Linked DNA regions of Homo sapiens: region 1 is linked to region 2. A link is an interaction called in ENCODE POLR2A ChIA-PET data of the cell type or tissue named here. Cell type or tissue: GM12878. All regions are shown on one strand. Each heading gives the region's core, and the rest is flanking DNA. Links, peaks and the distances in the headings are about the cores only.

What was found. Peaks named below come from ENCODE experiments on the same cell type or tissue, not always from the same donor. Only the 100,000 strongest peaks of a DNase experiment are listed, where the experiment ranks them.
Region 1: POLR2A ChIA-PET joins it to region 2 with 5 read pairs; 2 of 35 experiments call an interaction of 5 or more read pairs at or near these places.

What each region holds. Positions count from the first base shown.
Region 1 is chr1:187,615,226-187,631,726 of GRCh38, reverse strand. No RefSeq gene overlaps it. Among named protein-coding and RNA genes, the nearest start is that of LINC01037, 180 kb to the right of the region's middle. RefSeq lists an enhancer at 31-1,230. In GM12878, for the core only: no CTCF peak of the experiment used is centred there; a DNase peak (open chromatin) is centred at 9,546.
Region 2 is chr1:187,433,740-187,450,240 of GRCh38, reverse strand. It overlaps LINC01037 (long intergenic non-protein coding RNA 1037), which reads right to left and starts at 6,613. Exons shown (of 3, transcript NR_132374.1): 1 at 6,515-6,613. In GM12878, for the core only: no CTCF peak of the experiment used is centred there; a DNase peak (open chromatin) is centred at 6,733.

The sequences.
Region 1 (16,501 bases), core at 7,359-11,358, 180 kb before region 2:
CCTTGCACTAGGAATTTCTTGCCTATCTTCCTCTGGAGGCTCTCTAAGACTCAATCCCTCATACTAGGAATTTCTTGCCTATCCTTCTCTGGAGGCTTACTGAGGCTCAATCCCTCATACTAGGAATTTTCTGCCTTTCACACATTTTCAACCTCCAAGAAATCCCAACCACCAAGGAGTACTTCACCACCCGCACAGCTTTTCTTGCCTTGGTATGTCCCGACCAAAGAATACTTCACCACTCCTGCGTTTTTTTTTTTTTTTACCTTCATCCCGACCACAAAGGAAATACTTTGCTGGCTCCTGCGGTGTTTCCTACCTTGGTCTGTGCACAGAGATACCTGGTCGTCGCGGTATTTGTAGGCCTTTTCCTCCTGCATTCCTGAGAGTCCAGGTTTATTCTTCACACTGGGTGAGTCTTGAAACTTTACCCCTGAGGCCACCACAATGAGGCAATGGGACGCGTCTCCTCACGAGTGAGGACTGAAGACCCCCTCCCCTGAGAAGAGTGGCTTCCCTGTATGGGCCACGAAATTGTTGGGAATAAGAGCTCAGAGTCACAAAGAAAACAAGCACTTAGATAAAGAACATCTCAGCAAGGCAAATTTACTTCTGCAGAAGGGTGCATCTTGCGTATGTAGCAATGGTGAGAGCACACAGAACAAAGGAAAGCAGGGGTTTTTATTATCTCTAATGCAGCTTCTGCTTCTGTGTCTTTCACGTGTTGGCTAGGGTTGGACCGCACAGTCTAAACTAGTCCCAATTGGCTTAATTCTTAGATAAGGTAGACACGTAAGGGAGATGAGAAGAGAGAGAAAGGGGGTCATTTACGGAGGTACTAGGAAGGTAACCTATTCCCTAATAAGGAAAGGAGTGTGCACTGGGGTTGTAGCAAGTTCAGGCATGCCTAGGCATATTCAGACAGGCTGAGGCATAGCAAAGGCAAAGAGGTATTTGGAATTATAGGATAGAGAACAAGGACACCGGATAAGCTGTTTCAAGAGGGAACCTAACTGTATCTAACACTGATCCCTTTGAAATGTAAGCACAAGGAGGAGAGAACTTGTATCTCCCAGTCTCTGTGGAAGGGCAGGTGTCTTTCTTTGGTGGGCTTCTTATTCCAAGATGTAAACTATCTCCTGTTATAAAGGTACAAGAAAATTTACTTTTCCTTTGAGTAAAGCAAATTAGCAAACAGATGGCCTATGACTCTTCCCTTTCCCTTCTATGCTCAACTACCATCTCTTAAAAACTCTCCTGCTCTTTGTTTTACCCAAATTGAGCTCCAGCTTAGTTCTAATCTTTCTTTTCTGTTGCAATAGCATTGAATAGTCTTTCCTGCCTGCTTCACTTTGTCTGGTGTAATTTTTACTTTGATGCCAGCCACTGAAGTCAGCAAGACTTATTAATGATCACAAAAACGTTAATGAAATTGTAGCATATATTTCTTTGGGATTCAGTAAAGTGGCACTGGTAGATTTTATAGTAACAATTTTAGGATAACTGTGTGTGCAAGCTATTTTGTACATGTTTTAGTAAGGTTCTACTAGAAAGCAAGATATCTTGAAACTAAAAACAAAAATAATGAAATCAAATTTGAAATTGCTAAGAGAGATCCTTTCTGCCTGCAGGCTACAATTCAAGATTATTTGTGGTCCATTAATTTGGAGACCCTGAGAAGGAAAAGCAAACTTCTCCAACTAAAACTCAGATTAGTATGAGGTAGGTTGATGAGAGAAATACTAGGAAATAGGATTGGAACATAAGACAAAGCTGACCCCTTAGGCCTTCCCAAGCTTTTAAAGTATTATTTGGCTCACAGAAGGAATAATCACTCCAGCTTCAGTGAGGCCGGAGGGCAAATGACTGCTTAGCTGTATCTCCCCACCCCAAAGCCTTATTTCCAAGGCAGACTCTATGAATTTGTTAGATTCTAGAAATAGATACTAAAATGTTGTTCTACAGAAATTTTAAGTTAAATTTCCAGTATTTTGAACTTCAAATGTCTTTGTATTTAAGGTCTCATCATCATGTCAAAACATTATCTAGTTTGTATACTCAAAGCAGTAGTCCTATTTTTAACCCACATAATTGTGGCTAGGTTGTACCATATAAATTATATGTTACAAAACCTCATCCATCCCCATTCTTCAGTAAAGGATATGAATATTAAAATCTTAAGTGTTCTGCATATTTAATTATAAAATACCCTAGTTATTTATTCAGTTATAATATATTATGGGCGGAAAGTATATAATCTGCCTGATGATTTCCTTGATAAATGTATTTGTCTTTTTAATGAGCTTCTTTGTTAAGGTGGTTAGAATGATTAATGTGCTAGAGCACATCATCAGTAACCTTGAAAACCAAAAATCAATATTTGGGAAAAATCCTTATGCAGTGAAATACAGTGCTTAAAACTGCAGAAATCTCCATGGGGTTGCCAGCCAGTTGATTAGCAGACATGTTTGACATGTTGCTATTTAAATAGGATTAAGTGTATTGGGTAAGTGATGTGGGGGAAAAGACAGGCATGGGGAGGGGCTTTGAAAAGCAATTATAACACAAGAATTGATAAGCTCCATTATCTCCAAATGGATTTGATAGTTCAGATTACTAATTGCCCTGTCAGTATGCCTTGAAAGTATAGCAAAAGAGCCATAATTTGCTCAAAAAAAAAATACTTAAAAGGAAATATGCTTTCCATAGCATATTCATAACTGTCTTTCATTTTAATCAATTGCTTGACCCTAAGGGTTGCACACGACTTTTTTTTGTTTTGTTTTCTATGGATGAGAAATATTTATTCTAGGATATAATCATTTTATATCTTGGGGAGTTACAGAAAATAAAATTCATAAAATATAAAGCAATAAAGCAGAACAAGAAATTAATATTAAAAATGAAGATTAAACATTTCTTGTCAGTTGTTTTGCAGATTTCTTCTGAGCCTGCCATTACTAAATGTAGCCAAATAAAATGTACCTGACACCACACAGATTCACTTTTGCCAAACTTTTTCTTTTTCTACTTTTTCTGCTCTCTTATTTGGTATGTTTGTATATAAATTCTTCCATACAGAACATATTCATATAAAGACAAAAGAGGACAGGACTGCAAAGATATAACATATTTGTATTTTTGTAAAACTGATTTTCTTTACATTTACAATTTTGTTAAGACCTCAGGTGATAGAATGAGTTGTAATTTCATGAAAAAGATATAATCATAAATGGTTAGATAAATTGCTAAAGCCTTTTGAACTAATGTACACGGGAACTACTGGATTATCTATTTTGCACAGCTCTTTGAGTTAAATATGTCAAACTATTTGGCTTCATGTTTTCAGTAGTGGCAGCTTGAATAGAACTGAGTTGACATAATTTCTGCTTATATTCCATCATTTGAAGACAACATAAATTTAAGAGCATGGAGTCTTGGGCCAAACACTCTGTGTTTGAATTTTGTTTTTACCCCTAGCTGGTTGTGTAACCTAGGAATTGTGACATAGCCTCTCTACATCAGTTTCCAGAATTAGAATAGTACCTTGCCAATTTCAAAGCCAAAGACTACTAGAAAGTACACCTGTGATTAAAAAAAAAGAGTTAAGTTTATTAAGTCTACTGTGGCAAAAGAGGCAGCCATATCACAAGGTGAAACATTGAGGCACCTTGATTAAAGGGAGTTAGAAAAGGCTTGTTATTACAGAATTTAATTTAGCAGAATGTTGAAGGACGATGGGGTCCCTTCTGGACTGGGTGCTACCAAAAAATTGGTGTATGGGATCTTGTCTGTAAGGGTCAAGAAAAGCAGATGAGGCTAGAGTTATCATGAAAGAAGTAGCAGTCACTTGTATAAATTGGAAACTGGAGATTTTGGTAATATTTAGTAGTTAAATAGAGTTTGTTTTTATCTTTGTTCAGTCATGACCATGAAATTGTCTTCATGGTTGCAGAGAGTTCTCATCAGATGCTAATATTGTATGCAGTCAACTGTGCTCATCAGGGGAATACCACGGCCTGACTGGTAGTTACCGGGTCAGCTGTTAGCTGACAGCTGTCAGGGATATTTCTTTTTTTCTTTATCTTTCTTTCCTTTATTTTCTTTTTTTGTTTTTCCTGTCCTGGTAAGTCTTTGGGCCAAGGGCTGAGAAAGCTAGGCTGTAAGGGATTGTTGAGAATTTGCTAATCAAAAAGCTGTGCAGGTAATATTTTCTCTAATTGAACTAAAGTTAGTCTTTCCTGTTTCAGGATAAGTTATCAAACTAATTTGATAATGGCTACACAGTAACTTTTAGGACTCTGGGAAGAACTCATCAGCTAACTGCCGTACAGGCCTTTACCAGAAACAAAATGAGTATTAGTTTTCATAATAGAAGCCGGAGACCTAGATGACCAAACTCTGACTACAAACCATATTCCACGGTTCAGATGGGTTTTTTTCAGAGTCAAGTTGTTGCTGCTGTTGTTGTTTGAGACAAGGTCTCACTCTGTAGCCCAGGCTGGAGTACAGTGGCACAATCTTAGCTCACTGCAACTTCTGCCTCTGGGCTCAAGCAATTCTCCAGCCTCAGCCTCCTGAGTAGCTGGGACTATAGGCACGAACCACCAATGCCCATCTAATTTTTGTAATTTTTGTAGAGATGGAGTTTTGCCATGTTGCCCAGGCTGGTCTCGAACTCCTGAGCTCAAAGCAATCTGCCCGCCTCTGCCTGCCAAAATGCTGGGATTACAGGCGTGAGCCACTGCACACAGCCAAGTGTTTTTGTTTGCTTATTTTTGTTTTAACTGGCCTGTTCATGGACCGTTCCATATGGGGCACCAAGAAGTTTTTGCTATATCATGCTTTCTCATCTAGCCAAAAGAAAATCAAGGGCTAATGTAATGGTACCTGGTAACACTTGAGAATTAGAGACTGGTTTGTTGGGTTTTCAGGGAAAAGTTGGTGTTTGTAGAATAAGTAGTACTGTAGGATACAGAATGTATCAGGAATATAAAAACCATTTATGGCAACAGGGGAAACAACCTTGTGTACCTTAATGAGAACAGGTTTTCTGAGTGAAGTTAAATAGAACTTACAAAGTAACAAGCTGAGTGTGACATAAAAGGATAGTCCTGCTATTGATAGGGGAATTAAGAAGAAATTACTTAGGCAGATAGTGAGAGTACAGAAGTCCTCAGTAAGGTTTTCCTTTACCTTTTGTCAAACAAAAAGCAGCCCCAAATTATTTTCCTTTCTAACAAAGAGCAGCCTGTAAAATCAAGCTGCAGACGTAGATGCTGGTAGTTGTGCCAATCATGTTCAAGATCGCAGTTCCATCTTCCCTTCTCTTTGTCAGCTGTGTGTACAGTAAAGAGCAGACAAGACGGTCCCGGCCAATGGGGAAAGTTCATTTACATAATAAGATTAGGGTGGGGCAGCCAGCCTTCCCCAAGCACTATGTAAACATCATAACTGATGGAACGAATCTGTGAGCCCTATGTAAATCAGACACCACCTCCTGAAACCTGACTATAAAATCTGGCTCATCCACCACTGGCTGGCCTTTTCCTCTGGGAAGTCCCCTCTCTCTCACTGGAGAGAGAGCTATTTTCCTTTTTCTTTCTCTTCTTGCCTATTACACCTCCACTTCTAAACCTCTCCTGTGTGTCTGTGTTCTAAATTTTCCTGGCATGAGACAATGATCCCCTGGTATCTACCCCAGACAGTGTAGCCACTTCACTATTAGTTTCCACTCTTACAAAACTGAGTTTTGATGAAAGGACTGTACTGATCTCGTTAGAAGCATTTTGTTGGCAAGGGATCAAAATCTACTTATAATGAAATTAAAAGTTGGATTAATAATGAAAGAAAAATGTAAGTACTTGAATGAACATGAAGAAGAAAATCAACCTTCTGAAGAATTTAAAGAACATTAGTTGAATTTTGAGCAGCAGGATCAGGTGAAGACTGACACATCAGCAATCATTAGGTTCAGATCAGTAGTTATGATAGGAAAACAAAACCAATAAAAGTTTTGTCTTTTTTTAAGTGGCAGTTAAAATACTATGGGGGTGGAAGTACAGGAGAGCATATTGAAAACTCTTTAATTGATTACCAGAGAGCATAGAAGTGTAACAGACAAGAATAGTATTATAGAAAAGAGAAAAAAGCATAAACGTATTGGAAAATTCATATTAACTCAACTTCTTGGTTGAAAATTACCTACTTTGTGTTGTCATCTAAACTGATATTTTGAATCAGCTATCTATTGGAAAAGAAAAATCACACTGAACAAGATTAGTAAGCAGAAATTGATTTTATTCTGATACTGTTGCAGCAATAGGGGAGAAAGCACATACCAAGACTGGTTACACAATTCTGTGGTGGTGATGACATAAAGAGTTTTTAAGAGCTAGGGTAGGGAGAATCTTAGGCCAGCCTTGGGTGTTTACTAATTTGCTTTACTCAAACAGAAATTAAATTTTATTTTATCTTCATGACAAGAGACAAGTTGACAAGTTGGATCAAGGGGCCTACCAAAGTTAGGCTCTTACGCTCCCACAGAGACTGGGAGGTCTATCTCCTTCAATAATTGCATTTGAAAGAAATTGCTTCCAAGTTCTTCAGAAAGACATTCCTGGATTGTAAAACTAGCAGCAGGCTTTAAAAAGATTTACATTTTAAAGGGACAGACAAGGGATTTTTGAATGAAAGTTTTATAATGTATATGACTAGGAAACTGAAGGTTGGGGGCTTAGTGTCCGGAAAAAAGCTATCTAATAAGTTTAGTAAAACTAAAGGGAATGTTAAGGGAGTCTTGGTCATAACTCCCAGGCTACTTGGCTTCTGGAGGTTCTGAAGGCTACTCAGCTGGAAGTCTCCCAATAGTGTTCAAGCCCAATGAAGCAGAAAAGATGGCTATGTCTTTTTAATTGGAAAAAATAAATCCAAAGATCGATTTCTTGGAGTTTTAGTGCTGTATAAATTATCATGAATTGTTAACAATACTAATAACGTTTTTCTTAGCGATCATTATTAATAGTATGACAAAGTACTTTCCATAGAGGCTGAAGGATGGATCTGTCTCTCTCTCTCTCTCTCTCCTTTCCCCACACCTCAGGTTGTACAGGAGCTGTTTATGCGGCTATCTTTAAAAAAGCTCTATTTTTCTGGCTTAAATTATTAGACTTTGTTTGTATAAGATAAGAGTTGTTTGTATCTATATTGGCTTGCTGTAGGATAGCATCTCTGATCAAACATGAGATTATAACAGGGTATGAGGTAGTCTTTTCTTAGCTCATAAAGAGAAATCTCATAGCATCAAGGCTAATAGAAAGCAATGAAAGTTCTAGATAGTATTCTCTAATATAACATTTCATACTGAGAAAATATTCTTACTTATGCTAATTAATATTGCAGCTATTAGCCTCATGTAACTATTGAGCACTTGAAATACAGCAGGTGCAATTGTAGAACTGGATTTTTATTTTAAGTTTAATTCAAATTTGAGTTTAAATAGCCACATATGGTGGGTAGTGGCCACCATATTGACAAATGCAGTTTTAGACTTCTTATAGCTTTGCCAATTTTGGTTTTGGAAGTCCATTTAGTCTCTACTTTGGTTTTAAAAGTCCATTTACTCTAATGTTGAAAAGGTGTTCAACATTTTTGAATAAAAGTTCCAGTAAAATACAATTTACCAGCAAAGAAAATTCTCAATCCATACTGAAAATAAAAGGAAAAATAAAAAGACCAAAGCATTCTAGAGCATATTTAACATTTGTATAAATAACAGTTCTTTTTTGTTTTGCTACCTGGTAGGCTCAGTAGAAGGCATTTACCCTAGCCATTGGCATTGATTTAATTCCTGGGAGCTAATATTTAAAAAATAAACTTGAATCTGTGATAATAGTGTCTGCTGAACAATTCCCAGTTTGGGTTTTTCAATATGATCCATTAAGTAACAAAATTGAATCAGGATTATTCCATGGAGTCTACAGAAGTTTTGAATAGGGTGTAGATAATTTTCTAAGAGGTTAACCAATAGAGAGATTTTTGTTCCTTAAGTGGAGGAAGGAGATTGCTGGTTTCAGATTGTTACAGTGATAGTGATTTGGGGATGGGAAAGGAATCATGAGGATATTAACATAACTCCAGGGCCTTTAATTTATCCCATAGATAGTTTCTGATTGACAATAATGTTTAAAACTGGATATATGGAAATAATTATTTTATAGACAGTTATACTAGGTTTTATTCTTAAATATGAGAATTTTTTTAAAACCAGTAAAGTATTTTATTACCTTATAAATAGTATAGAAAAGAGTTCTCCCAATAGTTTTAAAGTCATTAAAATTTAGAGAATATTAAAATATTACTTTTGTTTTCCCTACCCTTTCTCTTACCCTTAAAAAAAGAAAAAAAAATGGGAGGTTCAGATGGGAGGATCACAGAAGGTTGAGGCTGCAGTGAGCCATGATTGTGCCACTTCAGTCTGGGTGACAGAGCAAGACCCTGTCTCAAATAATAATAATAATATTTTATTGCTCAGCAGTCCAGGAAGCAAAAAAATAATTTAGGCATAAAAAGAAGTCTTAATAATTTTACTATTCTGAATTTGTATCCAAATTCAGCATTTTTCAGAACAGAAACAATATGAACATAAGGCATTAGTAAATGATCACAAACAATATTTTGAAAACATACTACATCAAGAAATAATGATTAATAAGAGCTTTTTTATTGCCTGACAAAATCAAGAAGTTAAAACAACATTTATTGAAATAAATCTGCTATGTAGATAGAGTATAACAAATTTTTACAAAAAAATACATATTTTAATTTTGTGGGGAGCACAACCAATGAAACAATATGCAAGTAACAAACATATTAATATCCTATTATGTGCATATATAGAGATATGCTGTATGTATGAATATGCAAATCCCTTTTTTTACTCTACCATTTTCTGAGACATTGTCTTTCACCACTCCAGGTGGAAAAAGTTCTTGCCTTTACCACAATTATATTTCAGAATATAATAGGAAAGAGAAAGTGAAAGACAAATAGCTTTCTTCATAAAGAAGAAACTTGAAAGTTGCATATATTAATTCTTTTTGCCTCTCATTGCCCAGAATTTAGTCAGCTAGCCAATTTTTGATATAAGTATGGTTAGAAAATATACCCCGTAGCCAGGTTTCATGTGCCTTTCTAAAAGCAGCAGGAAACTTGAGAATGGGAGTTGATGATGATGATGGAATTCTACTGAAAGACAATTCTTTGTTGCATGCTATTAAAGAAGCATTGCTAAATAGCTAGATAATATCTATATATCTTTATATGTAGTTGTACATACATTCTTTTTACCTCTTGGTGAGTGAAGTTTCCCTTTTAAGTGAATTTACTTTTTTCCCCCTCATCTACCATGTCTTTACCTACTTCCCTTGCTCATAAAAAAGACTAAAATGTAGGTCCAGCCACAAAATGATTCATACCTCATAGCTTCTTTGCACACAGTAAATGCTCAGCCATATGCACAACTGAAGTAATTAAGGAAGTTGTGGCAAACATCCTGCATTGCTGGGTAGCAGCTTGGCTCTCAGTGGTATCATAACATCTCGTGCTGGGCTAAATAGACTCTGAGAAAACAAATGTGTTGCTGGGCAGCGTGAGAATTCAAAGCCAGCTTGACTATTTAGTGTTCCAGTACCGAAGCCAGCAGTCTGTCTATGTACCTCTTTGGGAAAGTAGAATTCTACCTTGGGAGAAAAGTTACATATTTGCAAGTGAGTTTCCAAATGTAAAAACTGTGAAAATATTGCCTTAGAATTTATATTACTTTTCACTGTTACTGGCAAAGAATTTCTTCCAGGAGGGAATAATTTTACAAAAAAAATGATAGTTTTCTTGAGAAAACAAATCTCTCCTAAATATTTTTTCTGTTTTAGGGTTCTTAACTTCATCATACAAGCCATTTCTATATGTTTATTCTAAACCTAGCCCAATGAGAGAGCTGGCAGTAAGGCCATTCATTGCTTCTTCTTCTTGTCATTTTTTTCTTTACAAGATGTGCTATCAAAAAACCATTTAGTGATCAAGTTCTGTATGAACTGAAAATTACATAAATAGCAGGTAAAAATACGCTTTAAATTATAAATTCCAGACCAGGCATGGTGGCTCACACCTGTAATCCCTGCACTTTGGGAGGCCGAGGCAGGCGGATCATGAGGTCAAGAGATTGAGACCATCCTGGCCAACATGGTGAAACCCCGTCTCTACTAAAAATACAAAAATTAGCTGGGCATGGTGGTGCACGTCTGTAGTCCCAGCTACTCGGGAGGCTGAGGCAGGAGAATTGCTTAAACCTGGGAGGTGGAGGTTGCAATGAGCCGAGATCATGCCACTGACTCCAGCCTGGCGACAGAGCGAGTCTCCATCTCAAAACAAACCAACAAAATATAAATTCCATAAGGATAGAGGGTTTTTTTTTCCCTATCTTGTTTAATGCATATCCAAGAATATTGTCTGCTTCTTAGTAATCACCCAAATATTGTTTAATGAATCTCAGAGATTGTTCATACAAAATTCATCTCCTAAGTGAGTGGAAGTATTCTGTCTTAGGCTAAATCATGTTTGTTTCTTATGGAGTATACTTTTTAAGAAAGGTGGAAGTTCTAGGAATGGAGGTTTAGAAGTGGAATAAGGAAGGCTGGATGCAGTGGCTCATGCTTGTAATCTCAGGACTTTGGGAAGCTGAGGCGGGCAGATCACTTGAGGTCAGGAGTTCGAGACCATCTTGGCCAACATGGTTAAACCTCGTCTCTACTAAAAATACAAAAATATTAGCTGGGCGTGGTGTTGCATGTCTGTAATCCCAGCTATTTGGGAGTCTGTCCAGCCAGGGCGACAGAGTGAAAATCTCTCTTAAAAAAAAAAAAAGGAAAGTGGAATAAGAGGAGCGGGTAGAAAGGGGTGGTATCAGGTGCATTCATGACAACCAGTGAATATACATAGGAAAGGGAACTGCTCCACAATGAACAACTAGAAACTTCCTCTGGCCTGTGAGATAAGTGAAAGCAATGTTGGCATTAATTATGTTCACATCTATTTCTATAAGATGAATAACATTCCCAAAGGAGGAAAAAAAGGGCTGGGTGCAGTGGCTCATGCCTGTAATCCCAGCACTTTGGGATGCTGATGGGGGAGGACTGCTTGAGTCCTGGAGGTCCAGACCAACCTTGGCTACATAGGGAGACCCCATCTCTACAAAAAATATTAAAAATTAGCTGGGCATGGTGGCACATGCCTGTAATCACAGCTACTTATGAATTAGATGGTAGGATCACTGGAGTGCAGGAGGTGGAGGCTGCAGTGAGGTGTGAGACCCTGTCTCAAATAAATAAATAAATAAATAGCCCAGGACTTTTCAGGAGTTTTAAGAGTCTGGGTTTCTTCCATTTTTGGAGACAACTACTACTACATTAGAAAGGTCAAAAGCTATCAAGAGGGTTTAAAATGTGGTGTATTTAAAACGCTTATATTGAACAGAATGACATGCTTGGCAAATACACACATACCAACATACATGAAGTTTCTATACATATGCTTCATTTGAAGACAAAGACAAAGTTCACATCCTGAGCCTGCTGTGAATGTGAGGCACAGGCCAAATAGTTCTTTGGCACCTTCTCAAATAGACCCTGCCCCTGGCAAACCGCTCACTCCAACTCTCCCTTCCGAAGTCTTCCCTGATACTCTGGGTAGACTTGGGTGCACTTTCAAATCTGTTTTTTTTTTTTTTCTTTTTAAAATTTTTGCATAATAACATACAAATCATTTTAAGTTTTTGCTTCCGTGTCTATTCCTCCTTATTAAAAAGCCTGTGAACACAAAAACAATGAGCAACATAAAATATTCTTCTCCCCTGTCCAAAGAATGAATGAATGAATGTATCTTGTCCCCAAGTTCTTTCTCCTTCTTCTGAATTTTCAGTTCTATTTAACTCTCCCAAACAAGGATGATGCCTATGGCTTAGTTTGTCAGAATAGACTTTACTATCTAACTGCCTGCCTTTATCTAAACACTCATTAATATTATCAGAAACATTTTAGTATCATTCTTCCAAGTTAAAATTTTAAGAAAATATTTTTGTCACATTCACTTGATTGTCCAGAATGGCCCTTTAGCAAAATTAAATGATCCAAGAAATAATTTCATTCAATATAGAGGAACAGATCAAAGTTTGAAATAGAATATTTAAAACTGAAATGCAATTTTTATGAGTAGTATTTACTTACACATGATATGTATGCAGAAATTCAAGAAGTGATATATTATGTTTCTCCCTGGGGCTCCACAATAATGATATGGAAGCTATGCTCCACTGTGTGGGAATGCTTTACTGTGACTTATTCTGAGCCTCTGTATATTCCCACACTTACAAACTGCATAATAAAAACACTAATTTTTGTTCTCATCAATCCATCCCTGACTTAACTATGGTTTGATTACTTAGGATATTTGTATTCTTCTGTCTCTTCTTTATTCTCTGAATTTTGTTATAGACATTCTCTTTTCCGTTTATAATAAAATGAAAATATTACACAGTACAAAAGAAAATTTATGTGGGTTTTATATGAAACCTATTTTTCTCAATATACTAGAAACTAGTGTACACTAAGCTGGCATACCTTTTTTTTTTTTTGTATTCTTTATTGAAGCTGAGAATGGCTTTTCTTCATCTATGAAAGGAACAGAAATCTGAAAAGGCTCAAGTTCAATTTAAAGCCTAGGATGTAAGCATTTTGAATGGGTATTAAATGGAACAAAAAAGCTTTTCCTCATTTCTCTTGAATTTGTTATTATTTTTATTCTACTAAAAAGGTGTGATCGATCTCTTCTCTGTACCAAAATAATCACATATTGCTTCAGTCAGCAGGTGAAAAAGGGGGCAGTTTTCACAAAATGGCTTTATGACCAGTTCTATAAATACCTACAGTTTGTCTTCCTTGAGACTGTGCAGTGTCAGATGACCTGGCAAATGCCTGCTAAGGGCAATATCTGGATCTATGCTTATGTACCTACATTAACTACTTGCAGGGGTTCATCCCCACAATATTCACAAATTAAACTGAATTACACATTTGTTCCTTTACTATGCCCTTGACTTTATGAGCTAATGAGAAAAAGTTAGGTATAAGCAAATATGACTTTAGAATTCATTGTAACTCTTAGATAAATTGACTTTTCTAGTTACTATTAGACTAATATTTTGCTTGGACATTTACATACTAATTGATCAGGAGCATGGGGAGGAAGGGAAGAATTTTAAAGCATATTTTCTGGCAAGAGAATGACAATTTAATATTTAACTTTGCATTGAATCAATCTTAATCTTGTGCTGCAAGATGGATTCCCCAGGAAACCAGTCTCTGAGATGAAGATTAGTGAAAATGAGATTTACATTGGAGGGTGTTGGAATAAACACTTGTGGAAGGGAAGAAATAAATTCCACAGAAGGAGGAAGTCAAGCTGTGGTGTAATCTCAATAAAGACTCAGTTGACCTTACATGGAGTTCTATTTGCATTGAGGAGAAGGAGCTGGGCCTGTTGATCATACTGATAGTTGTTATTGGATAAGGACGGACTAAAGGTGTAGCCTTCGGCACAGTAGCTCTCTAAAGTTAAGGCAGACCCTGAAGGATTGACAGCTGAGGGCTCCCAAAGCTGGGGGAACAAGTCCTTCATTTTTGAAAGAGGATCTGGGTAGCACAGTGTCCACCGCAGATGGGCATGCCATATGCTGTGAATTAGTCATGTCAATTGTCTCCATTTAGATTCAAAAAGAAAAATGTTACAGGAAATTATGTTAGTAGTTTAAAGTTCATTAAGCAGCATAAGCAAAATTATTCTGGTCAACAGTATGCCTATTATACTAATTGCATTTTCTGTGGTATTTTGAATAAGAAATAATTTGTGGGTTTTTTTTGTTTTATTTATTTATTTATTTATTTTTTATTTTAGTATTTATTGATCATTCTTGGGTGTTTCTTGGAGAGGGGGATGTGGCAGGGTCACAGGATAATAGTGGAGAGAAGGTCAGCAGATAAACATGTGAACAAAGGTCTCTGGTTTTCCTAGGCAGAGGTCCCTGCAGCCTTCCGCAGTGTTTGTGTCCCTGGGTACTTGAGATTAGGGAGTGGTGATGACTCTTAATGAGCATGCTGCCTTCAAGCCTCTGTTTAACAAAGCACATCTTGCACCACCCTTAATCCATTTAACCCTGAGTGGACACAGCACATGTTTCAGAGAGCACAGGGTTGGGGGTAAGATTATAGATTAACAGCATCCCAAGGCAGAAGAATTTTTCTTAGTACAGAACAAAATGGAGTCTCCTATGTCTACTTCTTTCTACACAGACACAGTAACAATCTGATCTCTCTTTCTTTTCCCCACATTTCCCCCTTTTCTTTTCGACAAAACTGCCATCATCATCGTGGCCCATTCTCGATGGTCGCTGTCTCTTCAGAGCTGTTCGGTACACCTCCTAGATGGGGTGGCCAGGCAGAGGCACTCCTCACTTCCCAGACGGGGCAGCCAGGCAGAGGCGCTCCTCACATCCCAGACAATGGGTGGCTGGGCAGAGGCGCTCCTCACTTCCCAGACGATGGGCGGGCGGGCAGAGATGCTCCCCACTTTCCAGACAGGGTGGCCGGGCAGAGGCGTTCCCCACTTCCCAGACAGGGTGGCCGGGCAGAGGTGCTCCCCACTTCCCAGATGGGGCGGCCGGGCAGAGGTGCTCCTCACTTCCCAGATGGGGCGGCCGGGCAGAGGCGCTCCCCACTTCCCAGACGGGGCGGCCGGGCAGAGGTGCTCCTCACATCCCAGATGGGGCGGCCGGGCAGAGGCGCTCCTCACTTCCCAGACGATGGGTGGCCGGGCAGAGGTGCGCCACACATCCCAGATGGGGCGGCCAGGCAGAGGCGCTCCCCGCTTCCCAGACAGGGAGGCTGGGCAGAGGTGCTCCCCACTTCCCAGACAGGGCTGCCGGGCAGAGGCGCTCCTCACTTCCCAGACGGGGCGGCCGGGCAGAGGCGCTCCTCACTTCCCAGACGATGGGCGGCCGGGCAGAGGTGCTCCACACATCCCAGACGGGGCAGCCGGGCAGAGGTGCTCCCCACTTCCCAGACAGGGCGGCCGGGCAGAGGTGCTCCCCACTTCCCAGATGGGGCGGCCGGGCAGAGGCACTCCTCACATCCCAGACGGGGTGGCGGCTGGGCAGAGGTGCTCCTCAGTTCCCAGACGGGGCTGCCAGTCAGAGGCGCTCCTTGCCTCCCAGATGGGGTGGCAGCTGGGCAGAGGCGCTCCTCACATCCCAGATAGGGCGGCCGGGCAGAGGCGCTCCCCACTTCCCAGACGGGGTGGCAGCCGGGCAGAGGCGCTCCTCACATCCCAGATGGGACAGCCGGGCAGAGGCGCTGCTCACTTCCCAGATGATGGGCGGCCGGGCAGAGGCGCTCCTCACCTCCCAGACGGGGCGGCCAGGCAGAGACGCTCCTCACCTCCCAGACGGGGTGGCTGGGCAGAGGCGCCCCCCACTTCCCAGACGGGGTGGCCGGACAGAGGCGTTCCCCACTTCCCAGATGGGGCGGCCGGGCAGAGGCGCTCCCCACTTCCCAGATGGGGCGGCGGCTGGGCAGAGGCACTCCTCACATCCCAGACGGGGCGGCCGGGCAGCAGCGCTCCTCACTTCCCAGACGGGGCGGCCGGGCAGAGGCGCTCCTCACTTCCCAGATGGGGTGGCTGGGCAGAGGCGCTCCTCACATCTCAGACAATGGGCGGTCAGGCAGAGATGCTCCTCACTTCCTAGACAGGATGGCGGCCAGGCAGAGGCGCTCCTCACTTCCCATTCAGGGCAGCCGGGCAGAGGCGCTCCTCACTTCCTCCCAGATGGGGCGGCCGGGCAGAGGCGCTCCTCACATCCCAGACAGGGCGGCCGGGCAGAGGTGCTCCTCACATCCCAGACGATGGGCGGTCAGGCAGAGACGCTCCTCACTTCCTAGACAGGGTGGCGGAATTTGTGTTATTTTTGCAATAAGCATGTTAGAGATTAAGGAAATAAAGATGAATGAGATAATAACATAACTCTTTCTAACAGAAAGAGTTTACCCCAATCTAACAGAGTTTAGAGGAGACAGGATGGTAACATGAGTAAGTATTGTGTAATGATGGATGTTTATACGTAGGAGCAGAGAAAATGTTAGGACTTTAGAAGAGTTCAGAGTTCACTGTAAAATAAATGCTTCATACCTAAAGGGCATTTGGACTAGGCTTTGATGAAAGAAGAGTGATATGGTTTGGGTGTGTCCCCATCCAAATCTCATCTTGAATTATAATTCTCATAGTCCCCACATGTTGTGGGAGGGACTCCATGGGAGGCAATTGAGTCATGGGAGTAGCTACCTCCATGCTGTTCTTATGATAGTGAGGGAGGTTTCATGAGATCTTATGGTTTTAGAAA
Region 2 (16,501 bases), core at 5,222-9,221:
GACCATACCACCCTGGTTTATTGCACTACTATAATTTTAGTTCCCAGCCTTCTGGCAGCATATAGTATTTATTGCCTATCTAGCTCGGGTTTGTGTAATAGATGAGACTCAGGAGGGAAAGTTTCATCTTTTCTATTATCTTTTGTAAACTGCAATGTTGATCACTTGTAAGACAGTAATAATTCAGTTAAAGTGTCATAAATATATATGTGACATAGAATGGTCTACATGGTGCATTCAGACAGAAATAGCTTAGATGTACGATGCTTATGTTGACAGTTTGAAGTTAGAGACTTTGGATCTAGAGATCCTAATAAGCAAGGAATGAATAACCACTAACTATTACTATTTTCACTCTACACACCCTGACGGATCCTTCGGTGACACAGAATAACAACTTCCACCAAAGTTAGAGAAAATATTGACAAATGAAGGTAAGGGCAATTAAATCCAGGTGTATTTGGGCGCTCTGCCATGTTGATAGGAAAAATACCTGAGACACTAATTGGGTATACACTGTAACTAACCCAGAGGAGGAAGTTGACTTTGTTCATCAGCACATGCACATCATTCTAGAGAATATGCTAATACATTGAGGGGAAGAAGAAAATAATTGATAACACTGGCCCTCTAGTCTCTTATGAATGTATATTTAGGAAGTGGAAAAGGGATTTTTGTCTTTTACTTATTTATTCAATTTATTTGCTCTGACACCAAGGATATCAATATGGGGGGACCTGAAGGCATTGTTCACGGAAGACAACATAAAGGATACTCTGTTATTCTGGAAGAAAAAATGGATTAAAATTATCATAAAAATTTAACTGTAAAGAACTTTCTGACTAAAATAATTTTTTTACTAAAACTGTGGCTAAGTGATTATAAACGTTGTTACTGAAAGTGTATTCCTGAAATGAAGACTGATATCCATTTGTTGGGAATTATATAGACATTATTATATACACATTCAGCAATCAACAGACATTTCCTTGGACTCTCTATTAATCCTGGGAGTGTGTGTGTTATGTGTGTGTCCTCAGATATATACTCAACTATATTTAACTTCTCCATAAAGAACATGAACACATTAAGTAATTAATGCTTGTCAGTTACTTTGAGTGAATGCCATTTGAAGCAAGTGCTATATCTGTGTTAAGTAACAATAATAATCAAGATAATGGGCTGTCCAATTATGTAGGTTATTTGCTAGCAGTTTTAAAACACACTGTATGTTTGCTAGGATGTAGATATTTATTTATTTTTTCTTAAGAAGGAAGACAAGCATTCATCAATGTAAAAGAAAATTTTTTTTAATATGAGAGGCATGCTGATTTATGTAATGATTCTAAAATTGTCTAATACCTACAGCACAGTCAATCAAGCTGTAGTCAATACGCTAAAGAGTAAGAGAAGGGCCAGTTCCTTGGCATTCCTTCTATTGGTTATTTCAGGATTGGAAAAACTTGCAAACCATTCTCATGCAGGAAAGCCGTCTTATTTCCCAGGTCACTTGGTCTTTCACAGACTTTTTACATAATTATTATCAGATTGCTGTAACTATAAAATTCATTTTAGTCCATTTATTCAACATACTTCTGAAATACTATTGAAATAAAGGAGGCTGGGTGCAGTGGCTCATGTCTAAAATCCCAGCAATTTGTGAGGCTGAGGTGGGCAGATCACCTGAGGTTAGCAGTTCCAGACCAGCCTGCCAACATGGTGAAACCCCGTCACTACTAAAAATAAAAAAATTAGCTGGGTATGGTGATGGGCGCCTGTAATCCCAGTTACCCAGCTACTCGCGAGGCTGAGGCAGGAGCATCGCTTGAACTGAGGAGACGGAGATTTCAGTGAGCTGAGATTGTGCCACTGCACTCCAGCGTGGGTGACAGAATGAAACTCCATCTCAAAAAAAAAAGAAAAGAAAAAAAAAAGTAAGGAGTCAAAGCAACAGGCGGCCAGAAATCCCTTTGCTCCCCTGTGGAAGACGTCAGTGAAACTGGGAAGAGGGAAGGCAGGTGACAGTAATTTCCTTTTCAAATGGACTTTCTCAAATAAGTAAACTAATGACATTTGGTAAGCATATTCCTTATCTCTAAAAGGCCCGTAGGAAGATTTCTGTGGCTAAGAATTACCTAGAATGAATAAAACCCGGGGTCAATTACATAAGGCTCTCTGAAGAGTGTCACCTGAACTATACAACTCTGGTCTATAAAGTACCTCTTTAAGATTCCTCATAGTATAAGAAATCCCATAAACCTCACCTGCAGACCTCATCTACTCTTGGCCAAAAGTGCATGTCCAATGTGGGAAGCAAGACCTAGTCAGCTGTCCTTGACATCCCAGATCTCTGCTTCATGTGCACTTTTCGATGGCTTATAATTTTGACATTATTTAATAAAGCCTGATATTGGGTAAGATCCTTGACTTAACAATTCCATGTAATTGTTATATTTTTCTTTCCAATTTTCTACTGCAAGAGCCTCTGTCAAACTATTTGTATATAAGTTGTCTTTTATCTCCCATTTTAATAAGCATATGTAACTGTTATGTTCATACTTTTTGCTTTCTACTGTCTTTTAAATAAATTAAATGAAATTTAAAAAAAAAGAAAAAAACCTCTGGGAGATAAATAATTTGAGACCAACATATTTTTCTCTAAAAACTCCTTTGTAAAAACTTCTTTGTTCTAGACAAGAGCCAAGGCCTAAAACCCTGAGCAAGATGCATGTCAGATAAACACTACTGGTGGTATTCACAACGCTAGCAAAACAAGGTGGATGTTTCCACACTGTTCCCCATAACCCAGGCCTTTAACAATACTTATCAGCTCAGACTCTCCTGTTTTCATTTTATATTCCTCACTCTATGAATCATAGCTCTGATTATACAACTTGCATCTTAAAATCTTTAGTGGTGGCTGGGCGTGGTGGCTCACGCCTGTAATCCCAGCACTTTGGGAGGCCGAGGTGGGTGGATCACCTGAGGTCAGGAGTTCGAGACCAGCCTGGCCAGCACCCCGTCTCTACTAAAAATATAAAAACTAGCTGGGTGTGGTGGTGAGCACCTGTAATCCCAGCTACTCAGGAGGCTGAGGCAGGAGAATTGCTTGAAACTAGGAGACAGAGGTTGCAGTGAGCTGACACGGTGCCACTGCACTCCAGCCTCAGTGACAGAGTGAGACTCTGTCTCTTTAGTGGCCCAACACTGCTTACAGTGTAAAGTCTAACCTTCTGATTACAGCCACAAGATGTTCAACACCATGATCTCAGTTATCTGGAAAAGAGGATGTTACAAGCTTTTCTATATAATTTACCTCTGTTGCACCAAACTATTTAGTGTTCTCAGAACACTATGCTTCAATCCAGGGCAGTTTCTCAATTTTGGTGTTCCTGTGGCTCCTTAATGCTATATATCACAACCACTGTCATAGTGTTTAGTTATAAAGACTGTGCACTGCACAAGGACACCATATTACCTTATAAACATCATAGTAAATGTCTTGTTCTAACAAAATGATCAGAATAGACCATATCCCTTTGTCTCTATTTAGAAATGTCAAACCATCTTGATTAACAAGCTTATCGAAATCATATGAAGCAGAAGAGACACTTTTTCTGAAAATAAATGGTGGAGGGCAGAGTGAAAAAAAATTGTAGATGCTTTTGGGCTGGGTGCAGTGGCTCATGCCTATAATCCTAGCATTTTGGGAGGCCAAACTGAGCACATCTCTTGAGGCCAGGAGTTCAAGGCCAGCCTGGCCAACATGGCGAAAACCGTCTCTATTAAAAATACAAAAATTATCCGGGCGTGGTGATGAGTGCCTGTAGTCCCAGCTACTCGGGAGGCTGAGGCAGGAGAATTGCTTGAACCCAGGAGGCAGAGGTTGGAGTGAGCTGAGATTGTACCACTGCACTCCAGCCTGGGCAACACAGAGAGACTCTGTCTTAAAAAAAAAAAAAAAAAAAAAGCAGATGCTTTCAGTAATTCTATCCTTTCGCTTCCTGGTAGTCATAAATGCACTTTCTGCAATTCATAAAATTTCAAAAATTTCAGCCCAGCAATATGCAAGTGTCCCATTCATAAGCAAAATCTCACTTATCCTTTCCTCCAGAGGGTGACTAGCTGAATCTTAGTTAATACATTCTTCTCTAAGTCAAGGTTTTCTGGGCAGTCTGCAGACTGGTCTGTTTAGATATGACTTCAAGGTGCAAAAGGCCATAGCTAAATAACATATTTAACCACCTCCGCACACTGAATATACATTAATGAAGTTGGAACAGGAAAATTATCACTAAAACTCCGATTTAGAAAGGGGAAGAAGGAGAAACAATGTATAAGGCATCTATCATACTTCCGAGACACGGTTTGCAAGGATTCCCTGCCAAGGAAGTGAAATGTTTCTTGGTCAACCAAAGTGAATTCTACTGATTCTCTTCACTGGAAAATTCATCCTTCCATTGCTCTTCCTACTGTTACGTGGAAGAGAAATTGAGCAGCTACGTTGCTTTACCAGCTCACTTCCTGTGTGGGTAGTTTGAAGTTTCAAATCTTAGGAGTAAAGAATCATATGAATCCTTTCTTACTTACCTAGCTTGGGATTTTTCCAGTAATAAAGTACTTCTTAAAACCACAGTAGGATGCTGGCAAATTTGCAGTCTCTCAACTCTCCAACCAAGTAACTAAAGATAGCAATCTTGTTATGTTAGAGCTGATTAATCTGGATCCTGCATCCTTGTGTTTTAGCTACAGACTTTGGTGTTCTTCCCCACTTTGGTCTTTAATAGCCTCCTTCTAGGCCTCTGCTTCCAAATTAATGGGCTTAGATAATGACGTAAGTATATTTTGCATTTTGCTACAAGACTAAATCATAGTGGGTGACTAAAGAGTGAGTGGCAATTCATTTGGTCAGGAAGATAACATAGTATAGGAAGCTTTCACACAGAGCTAGGGAAACAAGCTTCCTCTGTACCCAATGGAATCTATGATTGTGGTTCTTGCTGCTCACCCTGCCAGAGGCAAAACATCTAGCTAGTGTAGCCATAGAGAAGAATGAAATCATGTCCTCTGAAGCATCATAGCCGGAACTGAGGGCCATTATCCTAAGTCAAATGACTCAGAAACAGAAAATCAAAACAGCACATTCTCACCTACAATTGGGAGCTATACAATGGGTACACATGAATATAAAAATAGAAATAATAGACATTTGGGACTTCAAAATGGGGGAAGTTGGAGGGGGTGAGGGCTGAAAAATTACCTATTACGTACAATGTTCACTATTTGAGTGACTGGGTCACTAGAAGCCTAACTCTCGCCATTACAAAATCTATTCATGTAACAAACATGCACAAGTATCCTCTGAATATAAAATAAAACAACAAAGAAAAAGAGAGAGAGAGAAGAGAGAAAGAAAGAGGGAAATAAAGAAGAAAGAAGGAAAGAAAGATGGAAAGAGAGAGAAAGAAAGAGGGAAAGAAGAAAGAGAGAAAGAAAGAAAGAAAGAAAAAGAAATGGAGGAAGGGAAAGAATAACTTAAAAAATTCACCTAGTACGACCACCCACTATGCACGATTATCTAATTCTCATCATGGATTGCTGGCCATAGCAAACTGTACCGTTCTCTTTCCTGTCTTCTTTTAGTTAGGATGGTTGAAACCAAAGGTTAGATCTTCTTTCCTCTAATACCATATTATAAGATTTAAGCATTAGAAAACACATCCTGCTTCCAACTACTACTCAATCAAGTATCTGTTTTTTAAACACAATAGTCATTGGTCTAATCAACACTTTGCTCCTTACAAAAAGATTGTCAAGAATTCCCAATTTGAGGGAATTCTTTCCCTCTCACCCACCCTATCTTGAATCAATTGATTCCATGTTTTGGGTCTTCCAATTCCAAACAATCCCTCTTACTACCAATTATTCTGTTTTCCAGCATACTTTATTCTCAGATGTTAAATAGCCAACTCAAGCCAATTTTAGCAAATATAGCAAATTCATTAACTCATATAACTAAAAAGATAAAGAAAGGAATCTGGCTTCAGGCCCACTAGTCACACTGACCCAGAGGCTGCCTGTGTCCCTCTGGCTCAGCTCTGCTTTCACATTCATTCTCTCTCCACAACTTGGCTTTGCCCTCCTTTGTGCAGGCTTTATTTTCAGGCGGTCGCTCTTATTGCAGGATAATGAAAATTCTGCATTGTATTTAGGTTTACACATTGCCAGAAGCATGTTTTTAACAAACTATTATAGTAGGGGAGAGACAGTTGAACCCGATTATCAAAAACAGTTTTTTGTTTTTTTTTTTTTGTTTTGTTTTTACAGGGCTGGTAACAATGAACCTACAGTGAGGCAGAGAAGAAGAAAAGGAAAATAACCTGTGGGTTCTTTTACATCTTAACCCAGTAACAACCCAAGCTTTTTCAGGATTGTCAATAATTCTCACAACATTCATTTTATGACATGATTTTGAATATGTTGAAACTTACTCTAACATAATTTCAGGATGTACCTGTTTAAAAATAAAAGGAAAGTCTCCAGGGCACATCTGAGTGTTCTTTCTTCTCCACATTTCATGATGTTTGGGCAGAAACGTCAGCAACAAGCAGCACTAAAAGGAAACGAATAAGAAAAAGTGAGATTATGTAATAAAATGCCATATGTCAAAAATTCACAAGGCAAAAAAAGAGACACAAATTTAGCACATTAGAGTGGTTGTCTTTTTAGAGGGAAGTGGAAGGACTAAGAGAAGATAAAAGGGGATCTAGCCATTCACGAAGGGGTTGACTTTACAAAGAGGAAAATAACCCCCTACTCTGAGAAAGGAGAAAAAGGGCAAGTGTGAAAACTTTTGAAGAAATGAAAGTCATCTAAGGTGTGTATTTCAGTACCTGGGTATTTGGGGAAAATGAAACATGTTTCAAATGATTTCTCTAGCAAACTAACACTGGAGATGAATAATGTAAATACTGAGTACTACTGAGGAAATCAGCCACAATAGGAAAGAATACAGTTGAAATGCAGTAGGCAAATAATAATGACCCAGTATAGACATCTTTTAGAGAATAAAACATTATCACAGAAACAAAACCCAAAAACATAGTTAATGATTCAGTAGATTAATTAGTTCTTTTTTTCTAACAGATTTTTTTTCCAGGCTAAAAACAAGAACATAAAATGTCAACGGTGGGATTTACCCAGAATTGAAGATTGGCAACCTTTCAAAAAGAGAAGAGTAAAATTATTTGTGAGAATTTGAGACCATGAATTACGTTAGGAAGAAATGTTTCTTTCCCAATCCTAATGTCTCCTTCCATACAGGGAGAGTTTTCTTAGCAAATGTTTCTTGGCTTCCTTTGCTCAATTGTTCCTCTTCAGAGAGAGAGGACTAAATTCATATGATTCTCATCTAGCCCCATTCTCTCTTTTTCAGTGAGACACGTGACTACCTGCCTATAGGGATTGCATGCTTTCTGTTTGCTCTTTCATGCTGTGAAACTTACGAAGACATTATTTCCCCCTTTGGAAAAGTGAAGAGAGGAGGAAAGAGGTTCTAAAGTTTGTGAGAGTAGTAGTTTACATTTTAAAAAGTGTTCAGATTTGGTGCACTGAAAATGGAAATTGTAAGATGGATATTTGGGGAGTGATACAATGAGAAGAAGAGATCTGGCAGAGCCTTGATCAAAAGGCTTTAAATGCTGGAGATACTTTATCAATGCAGGCTACGTGGGAAGTTTGCATATGCCTGTAATTCTATGATGTGACTGTATTTTTATAGTTGTGAGCTTAACAGCTGGCTCTTCATTGAATTTTCAGGCCACATGGAACATCACTGTATTAGTCTGTTCTTGTGCTACTATAAAGAAATATCTGAAGCTGGGTGATTTACCCAGAAAAGAGGCTTCATTGGCTTATGGTTCTGTAAACTACACAGGAAGCATGATTCTGGCATCTTGGCTTTTAGGGAGGCCTCAGGAAGTTTACAATTGTGGCAGAAGGGGAGGGGGGGAGTTGGCAAGTGTTGTATGGTAGGAGCAGGAACAAGAGAGTTAGAGAGGAGGTGCCACACACTTTTAAACAACGAGATCTTGTGGGAACTCACTCACTATACAGGACTGAGGGTGGGTGGTGCTAAAACATTCATGAGAACTTCACCCCCATGATCCAATCACCTCCCACCAGGCCACACCTTCAACACTGGTGATTAGAATTCGACATGAGATTTGGGTGGGGACACAGATCCAAACCATATCAGTCACCTTGACTTAAGGTAATTGTCCTTTGGTATATTTAGCCAATTCTTGAGCTAATGAGTATGCATTTCAGAAAACGCTACCCCTTCTCTGTAAAGGCCGAGATCTTCCAAGTTGAACACAGGCTTCAGGAAACACACAGGCCTTACATCTAAGGGCTGATACAGTTTGACCTTGATCTTCATGAGGCAGTGTAGCCTGGCATTATAAATGAGTTTACATGAGAATGGATCTTCATATGCTTTGGTAGGAAGAATATAATTTGCTACTCTTCAACCCAAGACAGCTGAGTTATAAGTATACTAGAATATCCCAGTAAGTCTGGAAATAAATTGTTAGTATCAGGCCTAAGTAAATAGTAATGGGTCAGCTGCTCCAAATTTTGTTTTGCAAATCAAGGAGAAAACAATTTTGTGGATTGGCCCCATGCCCAAGAGTCATAACGTATTAAAATAATCACTGGATGAGTTTCAAGGTGATACAATTTTTATAGATGAGCCTTCAGGTGTCCTGTGTGTTGATATTAGAAGACTGCAAATACTGTATACTTAGGACTCCAGGGTAAAACATAACTAACAGTAGAAATATTAAAAGGGGAGCCAGCAGAACAGTAATAGACTGAATACAAACAGGCCTTATTGGATATTGGCCTGAGAAAAGAATATCTCCTGCATGAAGATGAATAAGAATTATTTGAACAATGAATGGATGCTATTGGCAGATACAGACATAATGATTTTATTATTATCCTACAGGAGAGCCTCATAAGACAAAATCTAAATGAGGATTTAGTAAGACAAGCAAAAATACAGATTGCCAAAATCAGGAAGAAAAGAGAAGTCTTCACAATAATCCCTACAGAAGTTAAAAGTAGTATAAGTGAACATTCTGAAAAACTTTATGCTGAGAATTTGAATAGTTAGATAAAAAAGACAAACTTCAGGAATGAAAAAAATAACAAAATTGACTCAAGCAACAAAAAACGAGATAAATCTATACCAAACAAAGTAATTAATCCTTAAAAATCTTTCTGCAAAGGAAGTTCAGACTCAGATGGCTTCACTAGTAAATTCTAGAAAACATTTAAGAAAAAAAAACAATTTTACACAAACATTTTCAAAAACAATAGAGAAGGAAAAAATAACTTTTACGAGTTCAACTCATTTTGTGAGGTCACTTTGTTAACCTGACACCAAAGCAAGACAAAGATATCACAAGAAAACTACAGTCGAATATATTTCATGAACATAAATACAAAAACCCTTAACAAATATTAGAAAATTGAAACCAGCAAGTTGTGAAAAGGATTATACCACATGGTCAAGTGAGTTTTGCTTCAGGAATGCAATGTCCGTTTAATCTGAAATCCGATTAATGTTATATGTCATATTAATAGAATAAAGAATAAAGACATAATCATCTCAATAATCTCAATAGATGCCAAAAAATTAAAAAAATAAAAACACACATCTATTCATGACAAAAACTCAACAAATCCAAGAAACTAGAAATAGAAGGGAACTTACCCAAGCTTATAAAAGATATCTTGAAAAAACCTAAACTATAGCACATATCATACAAATGATAAAAGACTAAATGCTTTCCCCATAAGAGCAGGGATAAGTCAATACTATCTCTTTCAACTTCTATTCAGCACTGGTACTGCAGTTTCTAGCCAATTGAAACTCTAGGTAATTAAAGCCATTCAGATTTTTAAAAAAGGAAATAATAGTGCATTTATTCACAGTAAATGTGCTCTTACATCTAGAAAATCCCAAAGAATTTACCCCCAACACTTCCATAAACAAAAAATACTAGAGCAAAGAAGTGAGTAGCAAGGTTGTGGGTAGCAAGATAAGCATACAAAAATCAAAAGTTAAAAATCAAAATAAAATTTTACAAAATTATGTTTGTATGTATTAGTAATGAAAAATCCAAATCTATAAAAAACTAATTTTATTTAAGAAAACATTTTCATTCACAATAATATACAGAAAATAAAATATAAAATGAGTTTTTGTCATGAATAGATGTGTTTTAGTTTTTTAAATTTTTTTGGCTTCTGTTGAGATTGAGATGATCATATTTTTTATTCTTTATTCTATTAATATGATGTGACGTTCATTGGTTTTCAGATATTAAAACCTTCATAGCCATAAATAAACTACTTAGGAATAAATTTTAATTAAAAAGTGAATGACCTTTTTATTGAAAACTACAAAGCATTGACAAGAAAAGTTAAAGACCTAAATAAACAAAAAGGTATGTTGAATTAGAATACTAAATATCACTAAAAGGGTAATTATTTCCAAATATATCTTTTTTAAATAGAAATTGACCAGCTAGAAATACAAAGAACCTAGAATAGCCAAACAATTTTGAAGAAAGAAGAATAAATTTAGAAGACATATGACCTGGTTCAACAGCTTCCCTGGAAGCTGTAATCAAGAGTGTGGTACTGGCATAAAGGTAGACACATAGATCAATGGAACAGAACAGAAATAAACACATATATATAAGATTAATCGATCTGCAACACAATTGCCAACATAATTAAATGGGGGAAAAGATAGTATATAAAAAAATGGTTCTAGAGTAATTGAAGATTCACGTTGTAGGGAAAAGGCAAGAATAAGCATGGACCCTTACCTCACACCACAAAGAAAAATGACTTGTAATAGGATATAGCCCTAAATTTAAGTGTAAAACCATACAACTTCTTAGATAAAGCATAGAAGATAATCCTTGTGACTTTGGATTAAGAAAAAAATTCTTGGATATAAGGCAAAAAGCATAATACCTAAAACAAATAAAAATAATAAACCAGACTTCATAAGAATTTAAATCTCTTGTTTTTCAAAAGACACTATTGAGAAAATGAAAAGATAAGCCACAGAGAAGCAAAAAGTACCTGCAAAACATATTTCTGATAAAAGACTTTTATCCAAAATATATAATACATTCTTACAACTCAACCATAACAGGACAATCTAATTAGAAAATGGACAAAAATATTTGAATGAACACTTAACCAAATAAGATATACAAATGGCAAATATGCACATGAAGAGGCCCTAAACATCATTAGTCATTACAGAAACAACTGTTGCAACTACAGCATGATACTACTATGTGCCTACTGCAGTGCTCAAATAGAAAATACTTTGAAATAGATGCTGATGAAAATGTAGAAAAAGTAGAAGAAGCTTTATACACTACAAGGATGTAACATGGTATAGACACTTTGGAAAAGCAGTTTTTCAATTTTTTTTAAAGTCATAAGATCCAGTAGTTTTACTTTTTGGTGGGTTAAGAAAACACGTCCACACAAAGATTTGTACTTGAATATTCAGCGCAGTGTTATTAATAATAGTCCAAAATTGAAAGCAATCCAAATGTTTATCAACTGGTAAATGGACAAACAAAATTTGGTATATCCATATGATGGAATAGTTTTCAACAATAAAAAGGAACGAAGTAATGGTATATGCACCTGCATGAATAAACCTCAAAAACATTATGCCGACCAAAGAAGCATAACTAAAAGAAACCTGTGAAATTCCATCCTAGCAGGCACTGGCTGTACCAATGTGCTACACTACAGAAAAATACTGAGTCCTAAAATATTATTTTGTGAAGGCTATGTCACTTGATAGATTCCATGTCCCAGTCCTGTAGTTCAAGTGTCACAGAAGTCTATGGAGAAATATAAATTACAAGATTTTAAATAGTGGGGTGGTCAAGAAACATGCCTGTTGACAATAGCAGTGAGCACACTGAATATCTGGGCTTTCCAAGAAGACAACAGTATTTTAGTGCTACTATCTGACAGAATGATGAGCTATGTTGTTTGCTGCCCCCACCCATGTATAATTAATTTTCCCCAGGCAGTGTCAAATTTAACTGTTTATGGAGATTTCTACTAATTGATTTCAGATTTACATGTTGCGATCTCTCTATATCTGACTATCATCTGATACCAGGGGCATCTCAGTCCTCTTTCTCTCTCAACTATCATTGCATTTCTGCCATGATCATTGGTGAAACTACGTAGGAGGCTTTTGAATATAATTTTCATTGGGAATTTTCTCCAGGAACTAAGAATCAGTCCCCAAAAAGTTTGTTGCCTAAATTTGTTGAGTGGTCAGGCTTGTGACTATTTTGATAATCCTGTATGTCCTTCTAATTCTTTGGCTGTTCTTGGAAATGAAACACATCAAAGATTCCACATTGATCTATACCTTCTGAGGTCTTGAAGGAATTGTGGTTATTTCCATGAAAGACAGCCCAGGTACAAAGTTACTAAAGGAACCCTTATCTCTATGTAAATATTCAGAACTTCTTTAGCTATGATTGCAAATAATAAGACAAGATAATGTTTAGTTTCATCAGGCTCTAAAAGATAAAAATTATTTAATTTTGTATTTTTATTACTTTTTATTTTGAAGCCTATAAACTTCTATAAATTGACAAGAAATATAATTTTTAGGTTTATATTTTTTCCTGGTTCTTTCATAACAGAAAATTTATATTCAAATTTCAGAAATGTCTATGTTGGCCTCTACTACTGAATTTCAATGTTGTCGTTTGATTTCTTTGCAGAATCTTTGATTGGCTGTATTGGGTGACGTGTTTGGATATAATGGATGATAAGAAACAGAACAGTTAGTAAACGTTTGGATTTGGGTACAAAGTAGCCTTCAATTATTATACTGTTTTTAACCATTTCAAATCTTTGGGGCAATATTTAAATGAGAACTACTGGCCACAGGAGAATTATCAAAAGAATAGTGGTTGGTTTTAGGGAAGTGACCTCATTAAGATTACAACAGTAATTTGCCAAGAGGTGGATTAAATAAACAAAAAATCTAAAAATGTTAAAGACAAAATGGTGGCAAAAACATGAAAAGAAGAGAAGCATGCCTTAGGTTTTTTGTTTGTTTTTTGGTTTGGTGTTTTGCTTGTGGCAGAGCAGGTGGAAGTTTGAAAAGGCATTTAAATTTAGGGGAGTATTAACAGGTTACAAGGTGGAAAGAGAGACAAGAGATAAGGCTTGTTAATGTTGTCCTTACAGACTAGGGGAGCATTTCCAAACTGTTTCACTTGAGACACAAGAGGTCAGCAAGGTGTCACTAGGAAAAAAAAAATTTTTTAAGGCATTTCATATACTTCTAAAACATGCCGGATTACACAACATTTATTTTTATTTTTGTAATTCAAATTGAGACCGATTTTTTTTAATTTGAATCTCAAAATTTGAGACAGAATTTTCTCAAATTGAGACAGAATTTCTCAATCTCAAATTGAGACAGAATTTTCAATTTGAATCTCAAAAGGAGGCATATAATATTGCATATTTTTCTTAATATCAATTAAGATTACCCAGAATATATGAGTGTTTTGTGGCACATGGTTTAGGAAATGTTCCTGAGCTAAGAAAGGAAGAGGCAGGGCCTAAATATTGTATCACACACAGAGAGATCTCAATGTATGTGACAGAAAACAAAAAGAGTATTAGAATCAGACATTGTGTCAGAAGGGGGATTTCAGAGTTTGTTTTATGCAACTACAGTTAGACAAGCTAAATGTTTCCTAATACAAATTCCAAATGTCTCTGTTTCAGCAGCCTCTGACTTCACAAGCACAACCTTTAATATGGGCACCAAAATTATATTACCTCTAACCTGCACATGCTCATACAGAATTTCCTTTTGCCTTATGGATCATTCTCCCCAAATACCTCCCTTTAAAATGACCTTTTCCAAGAAATGTTTCATAGCTCGCAACATAGCAGCCCAGTTAATTGCTTGCTATGGCTAGTAAACATGAACCTTCCAGATGCTGGCTCTGCAATGGAGACGAGCAACTCTACTTGGGTCTATGAGCAGCAATTCAGAAGAGACAGAACTCTTCTCAGATGGCAATATATGAATACACCTATAAGAAAAGAGTTGTGTGTTTGAAATTGTCAAAAGCTGACTCCCCAAATATCACCAACAACTTATTGAAAAGGCAAAGCTGAATTTATTGCTTATTGCAGAAAGAAAAGCAAAGCATTGCCAGTGTATCAGAAAAGAGACAGCAAGGTCACAAATTTGAAAATTGGAAATTTGATTTAAGGCAGGTCTTTCCAAAATGGGGCTTGATTAGGATTAGGTAAGAATCAAGATACAATCATTCAGAAATTGGTGGAGGCATTCAAATAATTTTAGGGCTCAAACTGAAATGGTAATTTTAAATTAACTTGTCTTTTTTTTTTAGGGACAATGTAACAAAAGTAATTTTACAGAAAACTGACCTTTGATGCTTTGATGTCTGGTGATACTTTCTATTGAGGGGTAGATGGGTCTTTGAGAAGTTTCTGTAATGAACAAATCATTTGTCTGGGCAGGAGGGTCCCTCAAAAGTAAAATGATGCTAATGAAGACGGTAAAATGGCAAAGTCCTGCTATCACGCACAGAAAGGTACGGTTTCCATCCTCGGGGTTCAGGTAGACAATCTTGGATCTAAAATTAGTAAACTGCTTCACCGAACAATACACCATAGTGCAGACAAAGTAATTCTGCTGCTGGCTGGAGGGATTTCATGCATCCTTACTAGCTTCAGAAGAAATGCTACGTGACAGGCTGAGAATCTTGCCCAGGCAGTAGCGAAGCCAGCACACAGGCATCCCTGGCTACCCAGGACAGTAGGAGCGACCTGGGAGAAAATGTCTCTGAAGGGCATGAGGCCAAGAGCACACGTATGGAGTCTGACAGATCTAATTATAAGTCTTTCCAAGAATTCTATTTACTATTTTTGTGATTTGAGTAAATTAAACTTCCCTGAACTTCTGTTTCTATTCTGATAACTGAGACAACATATATATAAGGCATCAGTATATAATACAACCCACAAATATTCTCCTCTCCATGAAAATCTATTATTAGTATGGAGAAAATGATCTAATATGAGATATAGAAAAATGTATTTAAAGGCAAATTATTTAGTAAAATAAAATGTGAACTTTTACTGAGTAATCAACAAGAATATTGTTTCCATTGTAAATATAATTGTCTGCCTAACAAAAAATAATATGTTTCATGAAATAAATATACATAATAAAAATAGAAATTAAAATAGTCTTACTGAATTTGTAATTTGCCATTAAAATCAGTTATTTATAATTACAGCTATTTCAAAAGTATCACATTTTAATTTCAGATAAACAAGCTCCTATTGCATACTTACTTAAAATAAAAGACAGCCTTAAAGACATTTAACTTAATTTCACTTGTTCAAAATTTTAACTTAAAAAAATCTCCTTGTTATTTCTAAACCAGATATATTTGGTGCAAAGATGTAATTGCAATTTTAAATTAACCCGTATTTTACCTTCTTGGACAACATAATGAAAGTAATTTGGCAGAAAACTGACCTTTTCTCTATAATCTCCAGCAAGATTGCCCCACTATAAATGAATCGATACCCTAGAATCTATTTTCAGAGAGAAAAAAAGATACATTTTATATTCATAAAAATTTCTTAGCATTTTTCTTGAGTCTATATCTAATCTTAATTCAAATATGTTTCATTTATTTTTATCAAAAGAATAAATTAAGAACCAAAAATGTTAACAATGCTATTTCATAAATAGAGCATTAATCTTTTGAAAAGGCTTGAGTGAAAGTATAATCCTGTGACCCTTATTAATAGTGAAAATAGGTTCTGTTGCTTTAGGTGTTATTTATGGAAGACCTCTTTTGATTTTATCATTTTGTTTTCCTGAGTTTAATGTTATGAATGATTACAATTTAGTAGGATGATAATGTTACAGGTAAAGATAAGGTATTTGGGTTGTCAGAGTAAATAGACATCTGAACAGGGCAGGTGCCCTCCTCAACCCTTTTTTCCCATTAGAGTGGCCTTGTCTGCTTCACCCCCTTCTAATTTCTGATTAATCATCCTACAGGATGTTTCAGTCAACACTCTAGTCCTGAGGAGCAGAAAATTTAATTGGTCATTGATATTATGCTCAGCTTTTTGTATGTCCTTTTTTTTAGCTTTGTAAGTGTATACTACAGTCACAGGCCTAAAATTGCCTGTAATATTATCTTTGTTCAGATTCTCTGTCACTGTGCTCCATTAACTAGGGAGGCCCTCTCAGTACTGATACATACCTAAGTCATGTCTAAGCTCAATAATATTTGTATTGGACATTAGACTTCTTGGCTGCATTTGGTGAGATCAAGCCTTGCAACACTGT